Regions from separate parts of the Homo sapiens genome. Here region 2 is linked to region 1. Evidence: read pairs that join two places in POLR2A ChIA-PET (ENCODE). Cell type or tissue: GM12878. All regions are shown on one strand. Each heading gives the region's core, and the rest is flanking DNA. Links, peaks and the distances in the headings are about the cores only. Region 1 overlaps PRKCH (protein kinase C eta). Region 2 overlaps SYT16 (synaptotagmin 16).

Region 1 (10,713 bases), core at 1,526-9,525:
CATCTATGACAAGGGACAATTAGTCTCAATCCTTTAAAAACATCATTCGCCCGTTTCCAGTTCCTATTCTCCCATTCCCTCAATTCCTTTCTTTCTCTCCTACCCTGTCTTCAACCTGATAGCCACAATTGCTTAGACCAGCAAAAAACAAACACAAAAACTAAAGTGGTCACTCATTCTTCAAGCTAATATGCCAAAAGAATAAATTTTTTTAAAGCTACATTTTAAAAAAATTAAATCAACAACTTGTCACCAGGCTTGAAATCTGAGAAAGGAATGCTATAAATCAACTACCACCAGAAATCACTTTTTCTCTTTAAAAATGACATGCATCTGAAGTGTTGATACAGGGGGTAACTGTGGGCTGCAGCTTCAAAGCAGTAACACATGCTTCATCTGCCTTGATGGTCCATGTGCCACATGACTTAGCAGAGAACGTAATTATTTGTAAACCAGTGGGCTTGAGACAAGAAATGTGAGCTAAAAACTGAGGCAATGGGACAAAAAGAAAAAGATCAGACTCTTATTCTGCACCATTGTGCACTGCCTTAGTAGAGAGAAAAAGCAGATGCCAAAATTCAAGTGCCTTTCCATTGTCTCCCCAGGACAAATGTATATCTTTTCCAAGTTACATATTAAATGTCTCAAATAAGGAACAATTCAAGGTTTTAGCAGAAGTAAAAGGCCTTTTTTTTCTAAACAAGCTTCAAATTCACAAATAACAGGTTCTTTGTCAGGGTTTTGTTTTTGAGGAAGTTTTCCTTCCCCAAAAACTTGTACAAAATAGAATACCTTTATGTTTGCCTTGGGAACTCTGGGGAAGAAACAAGTACACTAAGAACCTTTTTCTTACTATCTTTATAAAGATACTTCTACCATTAATCCTTCTGATTTACTTTATTCTTTTAGGAAACTACCTTAAAATTAAACTTCGCAACTGCAAAATGTTATGTAATTATTAGTAGGAGATAATCTACTTGTCATTCACTGTGAGTGAGAACTTTATGACGGAACAAAAGGAATTATCTTACTCACCTGTTCCTACCTGCAGTTTTTGACTCACAGCTTATTATTTATTTAGCAATTTAAAAAAGTCTTTCTGAAGCACAGTACTTTAGTCATTTAAAATTTTTAACTTACTTTTTCATCATACATAAAAACTGAGAATCATGGATAAAACATATACATTAAAAAACCCTCCAGCTTTAATTTGTAAGTGGAAAGAGGTAAAATGTTCAAGTTCAAGCATCATTTTGATGTCATAACCCAGATTCTGGTTTTTGTTTAAGAAGCAGATATTCTTGAAATTTGTCATTTTATTTTACTTTTTAACTTATTAATGAAAATTTCAAATACATGCAAAAGTAGAATACTATAATAAACCACATGCAACATATAATCATCACCCAGCTTCAGTAAACAACTCATGGCTAATCGGGTTTCAATTCTATCCCATCTCCTCTGCCCACCTCTGCATTATTCTGAAGTAAAGCCCAGATGTCATATCATATCATCAGTAAATATTTTTAAGTGTATTTCTAATGGATGTTCTTTTTGTTTTAAGTAACCACAATACCACAATCACACCTAAATAACATCAACAATTCTGTAATATCCTCACAGATCCAGGCACGGTTTCCATTTCTTCACTTGCCTCCTGGGAGTTAATGTTTCTTTTATAATTTGTGTTTGAATTGGGATAAAATGTGGCCCATATATTGCAAATGATTAATATGCCTCTCTCTTGTTACTTTGGTTCTCTTTCCTTTACTTTTTTCTTCCAATGTTTGGTAGAAGAAACCAAGTCTCTTTTCCTGTAAAATTTTTCCACAGTCTGGATTTTGCTGATTACATCCCATGGTGTAACTTAAAATGCTCCTCTGTCCCCTATATTTCCTCTTAACTGGTGGTTGGATCTGGAAGCCTGACTGGTCTAAGGCTTGAGTTTTGGGCAAAACTACCTCTACTTTTTGGCAAGATCACGATGTTGTGTGGGCTTCCATCAGGAGACACATCATGTCTGGTTTTTTATTTGTGGGCCAACCATTTAAGTTTGTGGTTCCCTGAGTCCAAGCAAACTTCATTTACTGCAAACTATGTTCTCTTCAAATCGTAAAATCTTACACCATATTTCTTAGTAGCATAATAATCCAGCTACATCTTTTTGTCCTCACATAAGATGATGTCATACTTTAATTTCTTTCTGTTGTTTCTCTTCCAATTAAAGCAGTTATGAATTTAGTTTAATGCATTTTCCTCAGTTTCCATTGTTTCAATCTATTCTTTTTTTTGCTACTCCACTCTTCCAGACAAAAATTAGTCCAACATAGTGACAATCACACACATGGCAACAATGATGGAATCTGAAGGCTGCATTAAAAATCCAGGGCTGTTTCATCACTATAATAAATTTCAATTTGATCAGACTTCAGATCCAGTTCTTAGCTTCAGGAAGGCTTAGTTAGAATAAAGATTGACATTAGGCAGCTTTTTCAAAATAATAAATCACTTCTACTTCTGCCTCAGTGCCTAGGGGAATTCTGCACAGATGCAGAGTGACACCTTTAACAAGATGAACAGTGGTGAGGGGTTTCTGATCCAGTTGATAATTTTATACGCCTTGAGCTCTGTGAGAGACTTCCACAAAGCAATGAATGTAAAAGAGTTTTTCTTGCTCTATCTAAGTTCAGTGAAGACCCCTCACTGCAGGTTTTGAGTAGGTTCATCTGTTCTTTTTACCCCCGCATTAGGCATAAACCTTCACACAGCACATTGTATCATCAAACTTTGAAGAAACCACTGTTACCACCAATGCAAACATTACTTTTCAAAGCCTTTTGTGTTCTGTTCTTTCTTCTAACTTCATTATCAAACATTTTGGTGCCAATTTGGAAGACGGTAAACAATCTGGTGAAACAGTCCCTGGCATACAGCAAGCACTCAGATACTATTTCACAAGTAATATCTTAGCAAAATGGGTGTTCATTAAGTAAACCTTCAGCATAGTTTGGTTGGTTTGATAAACTATAATTCATGAGCCAAAGTACTTAAATGTTGATGCTCCACAGAGTTCTGCTGCTGGTCAGCCTTGCTGGTTTTCTTGCTAAATCTTCTCAATGGGCCTCTTTATCCATGTGCCTGTCTTCCACCTGGCACCTGGAGCTACATCTCAGGCCCAGGCATCTTGCCAAACTCCGGAATCTTATTTCCAATTTCTCCCAGACATTGCAACTTAGATTTCCCACAAGCACCTCAAACTCCACTTGTCCAAAGCTGGATTCATCATCTTCTCCCAGTTTCTACCCTGGTAAATGACTCTGAGGCACCATCTGAGCATCATCTGAGACTCCTCTTTCTTCATCCTCCACATCCAGTGGATTGCTAATTCCTACTGATTTTACTACACAGACATCTCTCAAAGCTGTCCCCCTCCTCTCCACCCCTACATATTCCAACCTAATTCAGGCCCTAATAATCTTGCCCTGAGACAACCTTCCAAGTCTCTATAATGGTTCTCCACACCTTAGATCTAGTCTTATCAACTAACACCCCTTCCCCACCCTTGAACTTACTGCCACCAAATCAGATCTCTGCTTAAAACCCTTCACTGGTATCTTATCATTTCTATTAGCCTACAAGTGGTGTGAACATGCAATTTATTGTCTGACCTGGCACCCTTTTGAAAGTGAACAGTGGCGCTGTTGTATAATTATTCTGGTGTAACCAACAAACTGAGCCTGTCCTGGGCAAGCCCACACATAAGCCCTCCGAAATCTCTGGCCACATCCCCCCATCCCACTCCCCAATCTTCAGCACCTCCACACCCCCTACCTTTAGCACCTCCACACTCCTTTTCGTTTCTTGTACAAACTGTCTCCCTCTCTTGAACTCTGTTCCCTTCTAGGCACAGTCCTATTTATCATTCAGACTTGTTTTAAACATCACCTCCCCAGAAAAGCTTTCTCTAAACCCTCCTGGCCAAATTGATTATGTAGTCCCATGTGCCAACACTATGCACTGGGCTTATTCCTGCCATGGGACCTGGCTCCCTGCATTGCATACATAATATGTATCTGCCTTCCCTCCTATGAGCTCCTGTGAGAGTGTCTATGTCTCGTTCATCTTTATCTCTCCAGCATCTATGATGTGATTACAGGTCTGCACCCAGCAGGTTTTTCTTATGTCACTTCTCAATCATGTCTTACATTTAACAAAATAGTTTTGCCTGAGCTAATTCAGTATAATTAATGAAAAATTAAAAAATGAGGTAAGTAGCAGTCAGTAGCCCCAATACCAGCCTTGTATATCACAGACCACCGTCCAATTTAAGTAATTTTTTTTAAAGGAGTGCTTTGAGATTATAGAATCTGAGCTTATGGCAGAACCCGCATAGGAGATCATGAAAACAGGCATGGAGATAAGCCAACATTATGCTAGCCACTGTCCATGAAATTCTTGAGGCTTCTTGTATAAAATAAAGTCTTTTCTTTTCTTTTTTTTTTTTTTTTTCTGAAACAAGGTTTCACTCTGTCACCCAAGCTGGAGTGCAGTGGCACTATCTCAGCTCACTGCAACCTCCACTTCCCAGGCTCAGGCAATCCTCCCACCTCAGCCTCCCAAGTAGCTGAGACTACAAGTGTGCACCACCACACCTGGTTAATTTTTGTATTTTTTGTAGAGATGGTGTTTCACCATGTTGCCCAGGCCGGTCTCAAACTCCTGAGCTCAAGCAATCTGCCTGCCTCAGCCTCCCAAAGTGCTGGGATTACAGGTGTGAGACACCACGCCTGGCCATAAAGTCAATGTTAAGATAAAACGAACCTGCTGAGTATACAAGATGGTCCCAGGGCAGGGGTAGGGGAAATGACTGGGATCTCCTTGCTGTGACAATAGGAACATGGAAATGAAAATCCCACTAACATACCTTCATATAGTACTTTATAGTTTGCAAAGCACTTCCCCATATATTATATCATCTGACCTTCAAGACAACCATGTGAGACAGACTGAGGATCAGCCAACATTTCCTGAGCTTTGACAGTGCCTCCAGGATCCTAGGACAATGCCCTTTTCACAGTCCAAAACACACTGGGCAGGCCTGACCTTACACTGCTTTTCCATGAAGGCTTTCAGTATCCAAGATGGGAACTAGAGCTCCAAATGTTGCACCAGCCAACCTGTCATATTATGGCTGGACATAATCTAAGGTGGCTTCCAGGAGCGAGGTCAAGCTAGGGACATGCTCTCAGTGCCAGGTCCAGGTTGCTGCCACAGCTGTGGCAGGCAAATGCGGGGGGGGGCTCCATTTCCTTCTTACTTAACACAGACAGGCAGCCATCACGTCCTCTGCATGTGACAAGGGAGCGGTGTTTTAAAGGCAGCAGCAACGTGCAAGCTCAAGCTGAGCCCCAGTCTAGGAGCCAAAATGAAAAAGCAATGCACGCACAGAGACACAGAGAACAGATATGGGGTTCCTAAAATATACCCCACCCGTAGATTTCAATATTAAAATTTTAGCATTAAAAGTCTATTTCTCATGGATAAAGCAGCTCTTCCAGCATCTTTTAAAATATGCAAACACACCTAAGAGGAATAGAGTACTATGACATCAATCTCTATCACTGTAGTGTGAATTAGCCTATGAATTAACTGTTTTCCTTATCAGCAACTCTTTCTGGACAGGGACCACTGGGCTTCTTGCTGCAGTAAGGGACAACTGTAGGCAGAGACAAAGGACTAGCTTAAAGCAAAGATGGAATTACCAAAGATAAACTCAACTCATCTCACAATTTTACCCAGGGTCAGCTCTGAAAGACACAACTGCAATGACCTAGTAAGAACTCACCTCTAGTATGACTTACCATTTCATTCTTATTATCACTGAAACTAAGAAATAAATACAATGAGAACAATCAGATGTATTTGGTGAGCATTTAGTCCTAGAGAGTTGGCATGGCTCTAAAAAAGTCATGTAATGATTATGGCACAATCAGACCTGGTCTAACATGCATTGCTTTACTTCGCCAGTCCCTTGTAACTTAATGCAGAGAGTTGATTCAGCTCGAATGAGAGAGAATCTTACCCACTCCTCCTCCTGACCTCTTTCTCACTGTTGTGTTTCTTTCTACCATAGCTGATCCATGTTCTACGTGCATGATGAGAATGTTTTATCAACAATGTTCCATAATACTACATTGATTTTATTTGACTAGGCTAGGAACAGACTCATTTTTCTCTGTACATAAAAGATACCAAGCAAAGCAAAAAGACCTTGGAGCAGGCAGAACACCCCCCCAAATTGTAACCTGAACAGTTTTTTTTTTTATGTCAAGTATTCTAGGTTTCTGCTAAATCCAGGTTTGTGCAAAAAGACAAGATTTAATAATGCAGACGATATATTGAAAAACTTTAACATTAAAACAATTCACCCATATGAATGGGAATGGTTGGCTGAAAGGAGTGGAGAAAACTATTTCTCAAAGAAAGTGTAACCAATTTTGCAAAATGCCAATACCAAAAATACAAACAATTAAGCCACATGCTTAAAAATCTTCATGAGGTTTTAGTAATGGTGAAGTAGCTTGATATGGACCAACCCTCCCACCAAAAGATTAAAATACCTGGAAAATATATTTTAAACAACTAGTTGATGATGTGAGAGAACAACCAAAAACACATACAAACTAGAGAGAATCTGACACGTGAAGGAGGGAAACCGCATTAGGTGAGACCCACATTTGTAGGGCTTTTCTCCAGATTATTCCCCAGGTTGTGCAGGATTGGGTAAATAGAACTCAATATGGAACCACAGTTTTATTGGCTTGAAGGCAGAATTGACAAAATTCAAGCCTACCAGATGACTGGATATTGAGGGGAGAAAACCTGGAAAGATGGGGCCACAGAAAGAAGAACCTCCACATATGTAAACTCTTCAAGCCCTCACATCTTCCTAAACTGTGCATGTGCAAGGGAAACTCTAAGAGGTCCAGACAGGAGCAAGAGCTAGGATGCTGAAAGATAGGAACTGAGATTTCAGCTGTTTCCCACCCATAGGAGAAAGAGTTAGAAGCTTGAGTGACATAAAATTAATGGGCTTAAAACACCTTGGGATTTCTACTGAAACCTCACACTGGCTATGCCTTACGAGCAAAGACCATGTCCACGGACTACAGAATTGACTAATTTGACTACAGATGGGTTTAAAGATACTCAAGATTGTTAAGATGTTAATTCCCCTCAAACTGATCTATAGATCCAACACAATTTCAATTCAAAATACAGCAGGATTTTGTCTGGAAATATATAAGCTGACTCTAAAACTGATATCAAATTGCAAAATACTGAGAATAGCTAAAATAACCTTAAACATACAAAAAAGAACGGAGTTGGAGGGCTCATACTATGTAACCATAAGACTCACTATAAAGCAACAGTAATGAGACAGTGTAATACTGGCATAATGTAGAGAAAAGAAAGAGAGATCAGATGGACAAACAGATCAACAGGACAGAACAGATAATCCAGAAACAGACCCACATTATATGGTCAATTGATTTTCAACAAAGGTTCCAGGGTGATTCAAGGGGCCAGGGGAGACTTTTAATAAATGGTGCTAGAACAACTGCATTCGTGTATTGAAAAAAAATGTTTCAACTCCTCTGTAACATCACACACAAATATCAATTTAAGAAGGCATACAGACCTAAACATAAAACCTAAAACTATTTGCTTCTTAAAAAAAAAAAACAAAAAAAGAAACAGGAGAATATCTTAGTGATCCTATGACAGAGAGATCTCTGAAGACATAAAACATATGAACTACAAAAGATGAGATTAACAAATTGAACTTCATAGAAATTTAAAACTTTTGCTCAAAGACACCATTAAGAAAATGAAAAGGCAAGCCACAGACTGGGAAAAAGTAATCACAATACCTATTTCTCACAAAGGACTCATATCCAGAAAACAAAGAACTCCTCTAAATCAATAATAGAAAGACAAATCCAATTTTAGAAAACAGGACAAAAGACTGGAACTGGAAATTATCAAATAAACAAACAAATGACCAATAAGCATGTGAGAAAGTACTCACCATCAGGGAAATGCAAATTTACCCACAGGATATAATTTCATACCCACTAGAATGTCTACGATGAAAAGCAATGGCCATAGAAAGTGTTAATGAGGATATGAAGTAATTGGAACTCTCATGCATTGCTGGTGGGAGTATAATAAAACCACTTTGGAAACCATCTGGAAGTTTCTTCTGAAGTTACACACACACCTACTTTATTACCCAGCAATTCCACTCCTATATAATTATCCAAGATAAATGAAAGTGTTATGTCCAGAAAAATTTATGTGTAAGAAGGTTAATAAAAGCATTATTCATAATAGACAACAATAGGAAAAACCCCAAAAGTCCACCAAGAGGAGAATGGGTAAACAAATGGATGCTACATTTATATAATGGGATACTACTACTCAGAAATAAAATGAAAAAAATACTGATATACACAATGATATGAATCTTCTAAAAACTATGCTGAGTGAAAGAAACCAGACATAAAAGAGAATATACTGTATAATTCCATGTATATGAACTTCTAGGGTAGGTAAAACTAACCTGTGGTGAAATAAAGCACTTTACTTATTGCCTCTGGGAGCAGGGGATTGAAAAAGGGTACAGGGAAATGTTCACAATAATGGAAATGTCCTGTATCTTGGATTGGGGTGCTGGTTATGCAGTTGTATGCATTTGTCAAAATTCAAATTGTTCACTTCTGATCTATCATTTCACCCCCATATAAATTTTACCTCAAGTAAAAAAAATATTGGATGGGGGAGTAGGGAGTACGGTAGCCACAGATGAAGAACAGAATCCCTTACAGGTCACAAATGAGATAGAGATTATAAAGAAGATAACTGGATCCCTAAATTTCTTTCATAGACATTCACAGGCAAACTAAAAGATGGCACAAAACCAAAGACGTAGAGTTCCACAGTCATGAACCAAAAAGACGCAAAAACCATTCAGCTACGATGACACTGGCTAAAAACAAAAACTCATTGAGTGTGTTAAATGAAACGTGAGATTGCCAGATTTAGCAAATATATTTAATTTGGCAACCTGAACCAATAGACCACTGGGCAACAAAATACTAGCCAGCCCAACTTATGAAAGTGATTTTTTAAGCATCTCTTACAACATGCTCTTTTTTATAATGTCCATGATAGAAATTCCTACTGAGTGTAAACCAAGATTACATGTATTCTGGAAACTACCCAAAACTCATTCTTACCTTCAGTGAAACTCCCGGTAAGGGTTATTACCACAAATACTTTCCCCTCTGGCTCGAGATCCACCTACAAAGAGAAAAAAAAATGTATATTATATGTTAGTTTTAAAATATTTTTGTGGGCCTTAAACAATTCATCACAGAGAGGCCTAATGTGTAAATCACAGCCACAAATCAAATAAATCTAAGTCTTTCATTAAATAGTAGAGTGGCAGGGAAACAAGTGAAAGCTCAAAAAACTGTAAAGACTGAAAAGAAACCACATTTTATCAGTTTCCTTCCTCTTGAATTTTATTCTCTCCCATTTTTGGCTTGTCATAATATAGACAGGCACATCCACATACTTGGTAATTGTTTTTGAGACCTCCATATCTTATGCATATGGCTTATAAGAGCAGCATTTTACTAAACCACATGGCAAGAATATGAAATAGAGAAATAACGGCAACATACAAGGTAATGAACACATGTGGCTTGGTCAACTGCAAATCTTTAGTTTTATGGAGTAAAAAGTATAAAGAGTCTCTGCTACATATTTCCACCAAAGTCTGGTCAATCTTAAGGAAGCACTAGGGAAGGAAGTTTAGGAGCCTTGCATTCACTACTCTTTTTTTTTTGAGAGAGAGAGGTAGTTTCACTTTGTTGCCCAGGCTGGAGTGCAGTGGCATGATCTCAGCTCACTGCAACCTCCATCTCCTAGGTTCAAGCAATTCTGCCTCAGTCTCCTGAGTAGCTGGGATTACAGGCGTGTGCCACCACATCTGATCTGTTTTTGTATTTTTTAGTAGAGATGGGGTTTCACCATGTTGGCCAGGCTGGTCTCGAACTCCTGACTTCAAATGATCCTCCCGCCTCAGCCTCCCAAAGTGCTGGGATTACAGGCGTGAGACACTGTGTCGGACTGCTACTCTTAATTAGTCACGGGAGTATCAACATACCTTGAAGTTACCTATCAGCTGAAATATCAAGACATGCATTCTGCAAGCAATGCAGCTTGAAGTCTTTTCATATGGTGTCGTCCTCTGCATATAGTCCAGTTTCCGAAAGACCCCATACAGCATGGCGCCCAGGATGAACAGCACCTCTGGCTCTGTTCTGATCACCACTAGCTTAGGTGGGCGGACTCCCCTCTTCCTACCGGATGCTAACTTCACTATCCATGAACACCTCTAAGCCTTGCATTGTGAGGCTCTTGTGGACTCAAATACATGAATTTACAATTGTCCTTAAATAAATCTTTTCAGATTCTGCCCATGGCTCCATTTTTATTTTATTTTTCTCTTTCTTTGGCTGTGGCTCCATTTCTGCCTTTGACCTTTCATCTGAAGAGGAAGACTGGCATATAGAGAAGTTTCACTAGAGATACGAATGACCATTTTTGGTCAAATATTAAATTTAAAATAAGCTGCAAATA
Region 2 (10,713 bases), core at 660-8,659, 480 kb before region 1:
AGAAAGCAAATGCAATGAACTGCACATTTCAGCGTGAGTGCGAGGAAGCTGTTCAATCTCACAGAACACAAGATTTTTCCTGGTTAAATGCAACCTGAAACAAGTATCGGTACTCTTGATTTTATATGTATGTTAGCATTTTTAACCAAAAAGCAAAATTATGCAAAATGAATCCGATTTTTCCATTATCAACCTGCATCATAAATTCAGGAAGATGCCCTATTGAAATAAATATCCCTAGTAAACACAGTAAACACGCACTCACACACACGTGCATGTGCACACACACACGCACACACACAAACACGCAACTCTATCAAGCATCTATCATTCTTTTTATCCACCTGTATCTGAACCCTAGGTTAGAACTGGGTTTGGGAAATTCCCCAACCTAACAAGGCAGTGGTCACCTTCCACAATGACTGCAAAAATACCAAAGACTTGCTTTCCCAGCTTCCTTGGCACCTGGGACAAAGGAACATGGTCTAGACACCACCAATCAGACATACGCACCCCAGTGTACAGAGATCACCCAGTGTTCCCTCTGGGAATAGAGATGCCATAAGGAATACAGAGGCCCCACAATGCAGGTCTGGTGCAGGCATGCATGGTTTGGTACCAATGGCACCTGGGGTGCCATCTGCAGCCTTTAGTGCTCTGCAGTAACAGGAGTATCCACCAACCCAGCTCTACAGGCTGACTTGGACTCTGTCCCTGGCTTCATAGCTACAATCTGGCTCTCCAGCCCTCCCAGAATCTGTGAACCAAGCAGCATCTTTTAAACAATTCATTTGCTGCTTAAATCAACCAGCACTGGTGTTTATTGCCACAACCAAAAACCTTACATGAGAAAAAAAATTTTAATGTTTTAACCACATGAAAACCAATAATATCCTTGAAGTTTTCGTTACCCTTCAAAATTGTCCATCTCTTTCCTAATTCTTGAGTTTTCGGTCTTTATTTTATGTACACCCAATCCACATAAATTTCTCTAATTCCCAAAGATTCCCTGATTCCTCACTTCCAACTAGGAATGTAACCAAACATAGAAAGGTCAAAGTCACAGAAGGGAGATACAGGTTGACACAGCCCTTTTTGTATAAGAATATTCCCCAAGGATCAAGAAGCATTACATCTATACTCTAAAGCCATAACACTGATATCAGGTGATGCACAGAGCAGCCCTTATCAATTTTGAGCAATGCTTCTCAAACTGTAATCTGCTTATGAATCTCATGGCAATTGTGCCAAAATGTAGACTGATTTAGTACGCCTAAAATTCCACAGCTCTAACAAGCTCCCAGGCAGGTTACTGATCCACAACTGCACTTTGCATAGCAAAGTTTTGAATGCTCAGGTAACTATTCCAATGTCCCCAGAATAAAACTCTCCCCAAAGAGAAAAAATTCAGTGTGTTTTCTTTCCATTTTCTGGAGCTCATCTCCCTACTTTTCCTTTTAATTTTATATTTAGAATAACCAGACTCTAACGTGGCAATACATTCCATCATTTGGCACATGCCTCACACCAAATGGAAAATTTCTTATGTGCAAAGTGTTAGAACATGTAAAAAAAAAAAAAAAAAATCTTGCTGCATTGGCTCTGAAAATGTTAAATTCTATAAAACTAGCCTATTTAATACAAGAGCCATTTAGGCTTTCAGTTTGGATACTACAGAGAAAATTGTCTACTTTATGGTCCCAAAGAGTCTCATCTGGATGGACTCTAACTTTTTTTCAAATATAAATTAAAGGTATGAAGACTTATCTTTGAAGCACTGTAATACCTGGGCACAAACGTGTGATGACACAAGAAAGAAATATTCTCTGTACCTTGTCTGATATAAAAATATATTGTGTATGTACAGTTGTTCCTCGGTATACACAAGGGATTTGTTCTAGGAACCATCACCCCCTCATATAAAAAAATCCACATACACTCAAGTCCTGCAGTAGGCCCTGTGGAACCCACTCATACAAAAAGTCGGCCCTCCAGATATGTGGCATTCACATCCCGCAAATGCTGTCTGGTAGGAAAACATCCACATGTGAGTGGATCCACACAGTCCAAGCCCACATTGTTCAAGGGTCAACTGTATTTCCAGGTCACACTTTCCTCTCCTGCACTTAATAGAGTTCCACAGTAATGTCTTTGAAAGGGACTGTCCCTTGTCAATAGGAACAAAATTGTTTTGCAAAATTCTATGCAACTAGAGTTCACAGTTCATATTCACCATCCTCTATAACGCTGGTGCCATCAGCAGCTCTTACCCCCAAATTCACCTCCAAAATTGGTCATCACATTTTTCTGAGTATTTCTGAGTATTAATCTGAGTATTTTTCTGAGTATTAATTATTCTGAGTATTAATGCAATTACTGAAGGCAGAATATATTCTCCTTTACTTAAAACACTGACAACTCCTCACTAAACATATCCAACATTTCACAATACATACGAAAATTTTAAAAGGCCCACCATCCCGTTTTAATACCTCTAGAAAGAACTGCCATCAGTTATGGTTTCCTAAAAGACCACAGGGTAGAGGAAGACATCATCCTACTTTTGGCTATCATAACATGTAGTTCTGTTTTTTATATGATGATGGATAGCTTAGATTACTGGTCAGAATAGGAAATGGTTCATTAATTAGGGACATTTTAGCACTCCTGTGAATATTCACCCTTGGGGTATTACACATGGATTCTCTTCCCACTTTGCTCACTTTGTACCTCCCCTACTCATGTGAGAAAATGATTTTTTAAAAATGCATCAAAGTTAGGCTATGAATAAATGTTATTCACAAAAGAGATTCATTTTCAGGTGAATATTCTGAACAACATCAAGCTCTGTGGCCAATGGGCATAGGCAGTAAGTACGAAGGAAGGGGCCAGTGGCAGCCAGGGCTCTGGTGGAAAGACAGTAGGAGAAAAAGGAAAGACGGTTTGTTAAGGAGAAGCGAGGCAAACCCAGCATGACAGAAAGAGGCCTGAGATGAACCAGGAAAAAATGCCTATCCATCCTCTCATCCCATTTCATTCCTGATTGGCTGTGACATGGTGGTTTCTCTTCAGATAATGGGAAAAGCCTATAACTCTTTCGGGGAAAGAATTATGCTTTTTCAACCAAGGACTCTCCAAGCTTGCAATAGCAAACATTAGGGACTATTTGAGATCATATACTTAAATTTCACAGGTTTTTATAACTCATGGGTCCTCTTTTCCCAGGAAGGATCTATCTATAATCAATATTTTAGTTGGCCCATTCTCAGTAAAACATTGAACCCTCTTTAACAAATGATTGCCTTTCATGAAAAAAACAAACAGATAAGGCTAATGAAATTGCTTTTGGATACATCCTACCTATGAATACAACGTTTTAATATGAGTCTCATCTGTATTCTACTCAAAATCAAATTATTGTCATTGTAACTGTTTACCAGAAAAGATTAATGAATTATTTTTACCAATGTGTAAACAATTTATGCAAAACTAAACATAGTCAATAGAGATTGAATTAGGCATCCAGACAAGAGCTAACTCCCTGCCCTGAAAGAGAATAAAACAAGAGAAGCCATGAGCTGTGATGAGGGCAGCTGAACCAACGTCTGTATTCCCCAAAGCACAAAACAGAGTAGAAAGAATTCTATATGGGATGTGCCCTGGGTCTTAGCAGCCCAACACCTTTCTACTCAGTTCCTCTTCTCAGTTACCACAGAAAATAATGAGCAAGAAATTGTCTTCTCTTGAGAAGAAACAGGAAGGGGCAGGAAAAGCACAATGAAGAGTTGAAGCTGCTGAGATCCAGTTAAATTCATGTGAACTAATGCAGGAAGATCTCAAACATGTTTCAAATCAAGACTTATCTTCAAATTGGCTGTATTAAGAACTTTTAAATTTAGATAAGACAGCCCCAGGTATGATGGTATATTAAGGGAGAAAATTATAAATAAACCAGATATCCAAAAATAAGGGAAGACCTAACATTAAAAAAAGATAAATATTTAAGAGGATTGATATCCCAATTACCCTGACTTGATCTTTACACATTATATGAAAGTATCAAAACATTATATATGTACTCTAAAAATAGGTACATCTATTATATATCAATTAAAAATATGTATTTACAAAGAAATAAACAAAAATAAGGGAAGAGTTTATGAGTATGCATTGGGCCATTCATTATGCATCAATCAATGCTATAAGACAATATAGCAAATGTTTATAATTGTTTTAAAATCAAGGTATGAAGCTGCATACATAGTGTAATTGAAACTATTGATAACTACTATTTATTGAATACTTCATATTTTATTTTCAATCCCTGCTACAATATTGCAAGGAAGGTACAATTACCCACACATTTTACTGGTAAGAAAATGAGTCTTAAAGAAGATAATATTCCCAAAATAAAAAAGAATTAAAAATGGAACAGTGATAATAAATTGTAGGGTCAAGCAACTCCAAAGTCTCATTTTACCAACAATATTGCCTAAAAACTTCATAGAGGACAAAAACTACTGAAAGAAAATGTGCTATGACAACACTTTATAGAAGGGCATTTTATATCATTTAATATATTGTCTATAATGCGGTATTGTTTTTATAATTATTGTAATTTCATGTGAAAAAGTTAAGGAATCCAGCTCTGATCATAATATAGTAATAGGGATTAAATTTATCTTTCTGCCTTAAACAACCACAACACTGGACAAAATATATAAAATAATGGTTTTTAAAGATGCAGGAAAGCAGGCAACACTAAATGGTGATCCCTGAGAGAAAGAATAAATGAATGAAGTGATCCCTGTGGGTGCTCCAGCTCACTGCCTGGAGAGCAGGTCACGGGACAGGGAAGGGGAGCCCAAACAGACCCAGAACAGAGTCTTGCTGAGTTGAATAGAAGCAGGGTGGAGTTTGGGGAAGCCACAGTGACTAGAATTTGTGGGGTAAAGCACTGCAGAAGAGACATTCACAGACAGGATTTCCTTTGAGTCTTTGAGTACAGATCAGCACATGTGTATTAAGAAACTAACAAGACCAGGAAAAGAACCACCAGAAAGGTACAATCAAAAAATCCCTAGAGCTCATAAAAAGCTGGGAATAATTTACATTGTCACTAGCCAGTGGGCAAAAAATACTAATATATAGAGTATAAAGTGGAATACTTAAAGGTTGATTGCCTCATTAGTAGGGCCAAATTAGCAGTAGATTATCGGATGATTTATACCCATCTAAAAAGGTTTAAAAGCAAGTTTCAACAAAACTAGATGAAGTCAAGCTGGCTTAACTGCCTTCCAGAACATAGCCAAAAATACTTAAAGAAATAAAATGAACCACCGTCCAACAATATAAAATTCACAATATCTAACATCCAACCAAAAATTACCAGGCAGGCAAAAAAGAAAAATGGGGAGTGGGAGTGGGAGGGATTCAATAACTAGAAACAGACCCAGTAATGACAGAGATTATAGAATTATTAGGCAAGGTAGTTAAAACGGCTATTATAAATGTACTCCACAAAGGCATATTGAGAACAGAAATGGAAGATAAAAAGAGACATAGGTCAAATTTATGGAGATGAATAATATAATAACTGAGATGAAAAATACACTGATGAGATTAACAGATTAGTTATTGTAGAAGATTTAGGGACATGAAGACATTGCAATAAAACCTAGACAAAATAAAACACACAGAGTAAAAAGACTTTTAAGAAAAGAAACTCAAAAGAAGATAACATCATGTGGCCTACCATACATATAACTGGAGTTTCAGAGAAAAGAAGTGTAGCAAAAATATTTGAAGAAACAATTGGCCAAAAAAGTTTACCAATATGAAGAAAATTATAAACCTACATATCCAAGGAGTTTGGTAAACCCCAAGCAGAAACAATAAGAACACCAAACTAAAGTACATCATCATCAGGTATCTAAAAAAACAGTGACAAAGAAAAACTGAAAAGCAGGCAAGAAAAAAAAAAGATATCACATTACATACAAAGGAACAGCAATGAGAATGACAATATATTTCTCATCAGAAACAATGCAAGTCAGAAGACAGTGGAACAACGTATTTAAAGCAATGAACAAAATAGCTGGCAAACTAGAAGTCTATATCTAGCAAAAATATCCTTCAAAAATGAAAGTAAATACTTTTTCAGACATGCAAAATCTAAAAGAATATATCATGAGCATCATTGCACATAGTAAAGGAAGTCCTTCAGTAAAAGGCAAATAATACCAGATGGAAATTTGTATCTACACAAAGGGATGAAGAGCATCAGAAATGGTAAAAGAGTGACTAGATATAAATTTTTTCTTATTTTTAATATACTTAGAAGATAACTTCTAAAGCAAAGATAATAACATATTGTTGTGTATCTTGGTCAATTTGGGCTTCTATAACAAATTAGCAGATTGGGTGGTTTAAACAACAAATATTTATTTCTCACAGTTCTGTGGGGAGGGAAGTCCAAGTTCAAGGCACTGGAAGATGTAGTGTCTGGTTAGAGCCTGCTCCCAGGTTTGCAGATAGCCATCTTCTCTTCATAACCTCACATGGCAGAGAACAAAAAAAGGGAAAGAAAACTCTCTCATGTCTCTTATTATAAGGACCCTAATCTCATTCATGAGGGATCCATTCTCTTGACCTAACTATCTCCCAAAGCTTTCACCTACAAATGCCATCACATTGGGCATTAGGCTTCAATAGGTGAGTTGTGGAGGGATACAAACATTCAGTCCACAGCAGTTGGGTGTATAACATATGTGGCAGTAAAATGTATGACAACAACACAAAGACCAAGAGAAATAGAACTATACAATTTTAAGTTTCTTAAAATATGTGGAAATCACTGTAATATTATTTGAAAGTAGATGTTGATAAATTTAAAAGTTATACTGTAAACTCTAGAGCAACCATTAAACAACAAAAAAGATAGAGCTAATAAGCCAAAAAAACCTAAAATATAATATTAATAAATTTTCATTTAATCCAAAAGAAGGTAGAAACAAAGCAAAAAGAATAAAGACGGTAAGACAAATAGAAAACAAATAATAAAATGGTAGGTTTAAATCCAACCTTAAATGGAAATGTCTAAACTCACCAACTAAAAAACAGACTATAAAATTGGATAAAAGGACAATACTCAACTATGTATGCTATCTGCAGGAAATACTCTTTAAGTAAAAAGACAGAATTATTACAAGTAAAAAAGATAGAAAAAAGATAAACCACACTAAAACTAACCGAAATAAAGCTGAGTGGCTATACTAAGGTTAAATTTCACAATAAAATATTACCAAAGAAAAGGATCATTTCATAATCATAAAGGGATCAAGTCATCAGGAGTACATAGAAATCTTGAATGTTTATTCAGATAATAAAAAACTTCAAAATGCATGAAGCAAATGCTGATGGAATTAGAAGGATAAATGTACAGACTAATTCATAAGCATTGTTGGATATTTTAATACCAGAACCTCAATAATTGATAGAAAAAGTAGACAGAAATTCAGTAAGGATATAAAACACTAGAAAAACACTATCAATAAAATTAATCAGCATTTATAGAACAACCAACAAAAACAAAATATTCTTATAAAGTGAACATGGGACATTTACCCAGACCATAATCTGGGCAACAAAACAAGTCTTAACACATTTAAAAGGAATCATCTCATACAAATGTTATTGAAAGAGAGTTAAATAAGAAATCAATAATAAAAAGGTTTCTAGACAGTTCCCCCAAATATTTGGAAACTAAAGAACATACTTATAAATATCCCATGATTAAAAGAAGTCAAAAGGGAAATTTAAAAATTTTTTGAAATGAATAAAAATGAAGACAAAATATACCAAAATGAATGCAATGCAGCAAAAGTAGTGCTTATATTATAAAAATACAAATATTTAAAATCAATGCTTCCATTTTAAGAAATCTGACAAATAAGAGCAAAATATAACAAAGTAAGCAGATGAAAGGTAATAATAAGCAGATGAAAGCAAAAATTAAGGAAATAAAATTTTTTTAAATAACAAAAAAATCTAAACCAAATGTTATTTCTTTGGAAAAAACAATAAAATTGATAAACCTCTAATCACACTGATTAAGATTAAAAAAAGAGAGAAGACACCATTCTCAGAAAAGAGAGAAAGAACATCTCTTTAAATCCTTCCCAGACTACCCTTCCCAGACTCTGGCAACTATTATTCTACTCTCTACTTTAGGGAAAGAAAATTTAGACCAATATTTTTCATGAACAAGAATATAGACACACAAAACTCTTAAAATGTTATCCAAAGAAACCCAACCTAAAAGAGGTAATACATAAGAACAAGTGGAGTTTATCCCAATAATACAAGACTGATTCAACATTCAAAACTCAATGTAATTCAACATATTAACAGACTAGTTAAAGAAAACCATATGATCTTCTCTACAGATGCAGAAAAAGCACTTGGCAAAATTCAACATCTATTTTTGATCAAAACTTTCAGCAAACTAGGAATAGAAGGAAACTGCCTCAACTTCATAAAGAGCATCTTTGAAAAATCTACAAGCAACAGCAGACTTAATGGTAAAAGACTAAATGCTTTCCCCCAAGACTGGGAGCAAGGTCATCCTATTCAACAGTACAAACTTGTTAAATCACTTCCTAAGTCTGTCATATTTCTTATGCTGATGTAAATAGTATTGTTTTTTATTGTAAATAGTAATGTATTTTCATTGTAAATAATATTGTTTTAAGTTAATTGCTAGTATATAGAAAAACAATTTTTGTATATTTTCCCTTGCATCTTGTTAGACTCATTTATTAATTCTCGTAGCTTTTATGTAGATTCCAATTCATAGTTCAGAGCATATGGGTCTTCTAGACGTTGGCTACAGGGGAAATTCACTGAAGACAAACTAGCAAAATTCTCACAAACCGCATGAGAAAATGAGTCACCGTGAGGTTAAATCAGCAAATAAAGGGTTTTACTTCCTCCTTTTCAACCTATATGCCATTTATTTCTTTTTCTCAACAAATTTTAACGTACAAACAAGAAAATCCAGGAAGAATTTATTCACAGAAAATGATGAGTTAATTCTAAAATTGACATGGAAATAAAATGACCTAGATTACCCAAAACAGGATTGAAAAAATGAAAAAGAAAAAGATTTACACTACCTGATTTCAACACTTATTATATATAAAGCTACAGTAATCAAAGCAGTATGATATTAGCATAAAGATAGACACATAGAACAATGAAAGAGAAGAGAGACTCCAGAAATAATCTCAAACATATATAAATACTTTTCAGGAAAAATGCCTAGATAATGCAACCGGGAAAGGATAATCTCAACAAGTGCTATTAAAATAATTACATGTGCATATGAAAAAAAAAATGAGCCTAGACCCTTAGCTCACAACATAAGCAAAAATATAAAATGCATCACAGATCTAAATGTAACATCTAAAACTATAAAACTTCTAGGAAAAAACATTGGAGAAAATTCTTTTGACTTTGGATTAGGCAAAGATTTCTTCTGTAGAACACAGAAGGCACTAAATATAAAAGAAAAAATAATTGGATTTTATCAAAATTTAAAATTTTTACTCTTTAAAGCATGCTGTTAGAAAAACTAAAAGGCAAGCCACAGACTACAGGAGAGTATTTGCAAAATACATATCTGACAAAGAACTTGTATGCACACTAAAGAACCCTCATAATGCAATAATAAGACAAACATAATTTTTAAATGAACAAAAGATTTGAACACATATATTACCAAAGAATAGGTATAGATGGCAAATAAGCATATGAGAAGATGGTCAACATCATTAGTCATTGGAAAAATGCAAATTAAAACCAACATGAGATACCTTGTTATAACCATGAGAATGACAAAAATAAAAATAAATTGATGATATCAAGTATAATAGAAGATGTAAAGCAACTGGAAATGTCATACATTGCTAGGGAGAATACAAAATGGTACAGCCACTATGGAAAACATTTTGGCAATTATTTTTTCCTTTCTCCCCCACCCTCCTCTTCCTTTTTTGGCAATTTTTTGTAGAGCTAAATGTGTACCCATCTACCATATAACCCAGCCCCAGCAAGTCAACTCCTAGGTATTTACCCAAGAAAAATTAAAGCATGTATCCACACAAATACTTATACACGAGTATTCATAATAGTTTTTTTTTTCAGACTACAAAGGTGGTTTCCTTTATTTTGGTAAACTTTAAAGATCTCATTTTGATACTAATTCAAAATGCCAAATAGAATGACCCACTTTCTGAATAATTAAAACAACTTACATTTTAAACATGTATTTCTGTAGGATGTATTCTATCATCTGAAATATTAATAAGATCCAATAATTTCTTAAGTAAACAGTAAACTGATCCTAAGTATATAATCTGTGATCAATTTCGTAAGACTAAGTTTACTGCACCTTAATTCCAGATATAAAATGATTTAGAAAGCATTTTGACTGGGGGAGGTGGAAAATAAGGACAGGTAAATGATCTGCAGCTTAAATACAAAATCCTGTCACATTACATCTCACATGTTCAAGACACCCTCCATGTGCTGAAAAAAAATGATGATTCCCAGAAACAGTATAATCCATTAATAAGTCACCCAATATATAACAATTTTTAAAACTCTTTATAAAAAAGGAGTCCATGTATTCACAGATACTGTAGAATCTCC

What was found. Peaks named below come from ENCODE experiments on the same cell type or tissue, not always from the same donor. Only the 100,000 strongest peaks of a DNase experiment are listed, where the experiment ranks them.
Region 2: POLR2A ChIA-PET joins it to region 1 with 5 read pairs; 1 of 35 experiments calls an interaction of 5 or more read pairs at or near these places.

What each region holds. Positions count from the first base shown.
Region 1 is chr14:61,389,878-61,400,590 of GRCh38, reverse strand. PRKCH (protein kinase C eta) reads right to left here. Exons shown (of 14, transcript NM_006255.5): 2 at 9,303-9,366. Among named protein-coding and RNA genes, the nearest start is that of PRKCH-AS1, 72 kb to the right of the region's middle. In GM12878, for the core only: no CTCF peak of the experiment used is centred there; no DNase peak of the experiment used is centred there; H3K4me3 peaks cover 1,531 bases; H3K27ac peaks cover 2,775 bases.
Region 2 is chr14:61,865,642-61,876,354 of GRCh38, reverse strand. All of the region lies in intron 1 of SYT16 (synaptotagmin 16), which reads right to left. It also overlaps the pseudogene MOCS3P1. Among named protein-coding and RNA genes, the nearest start is that of SYT16, 58 kb to the right of the region's middle. In GM12878, for the core only: no CTCF peak of the experiment used is centred there; a DNase peak (open chromatin) is centred at 3,724.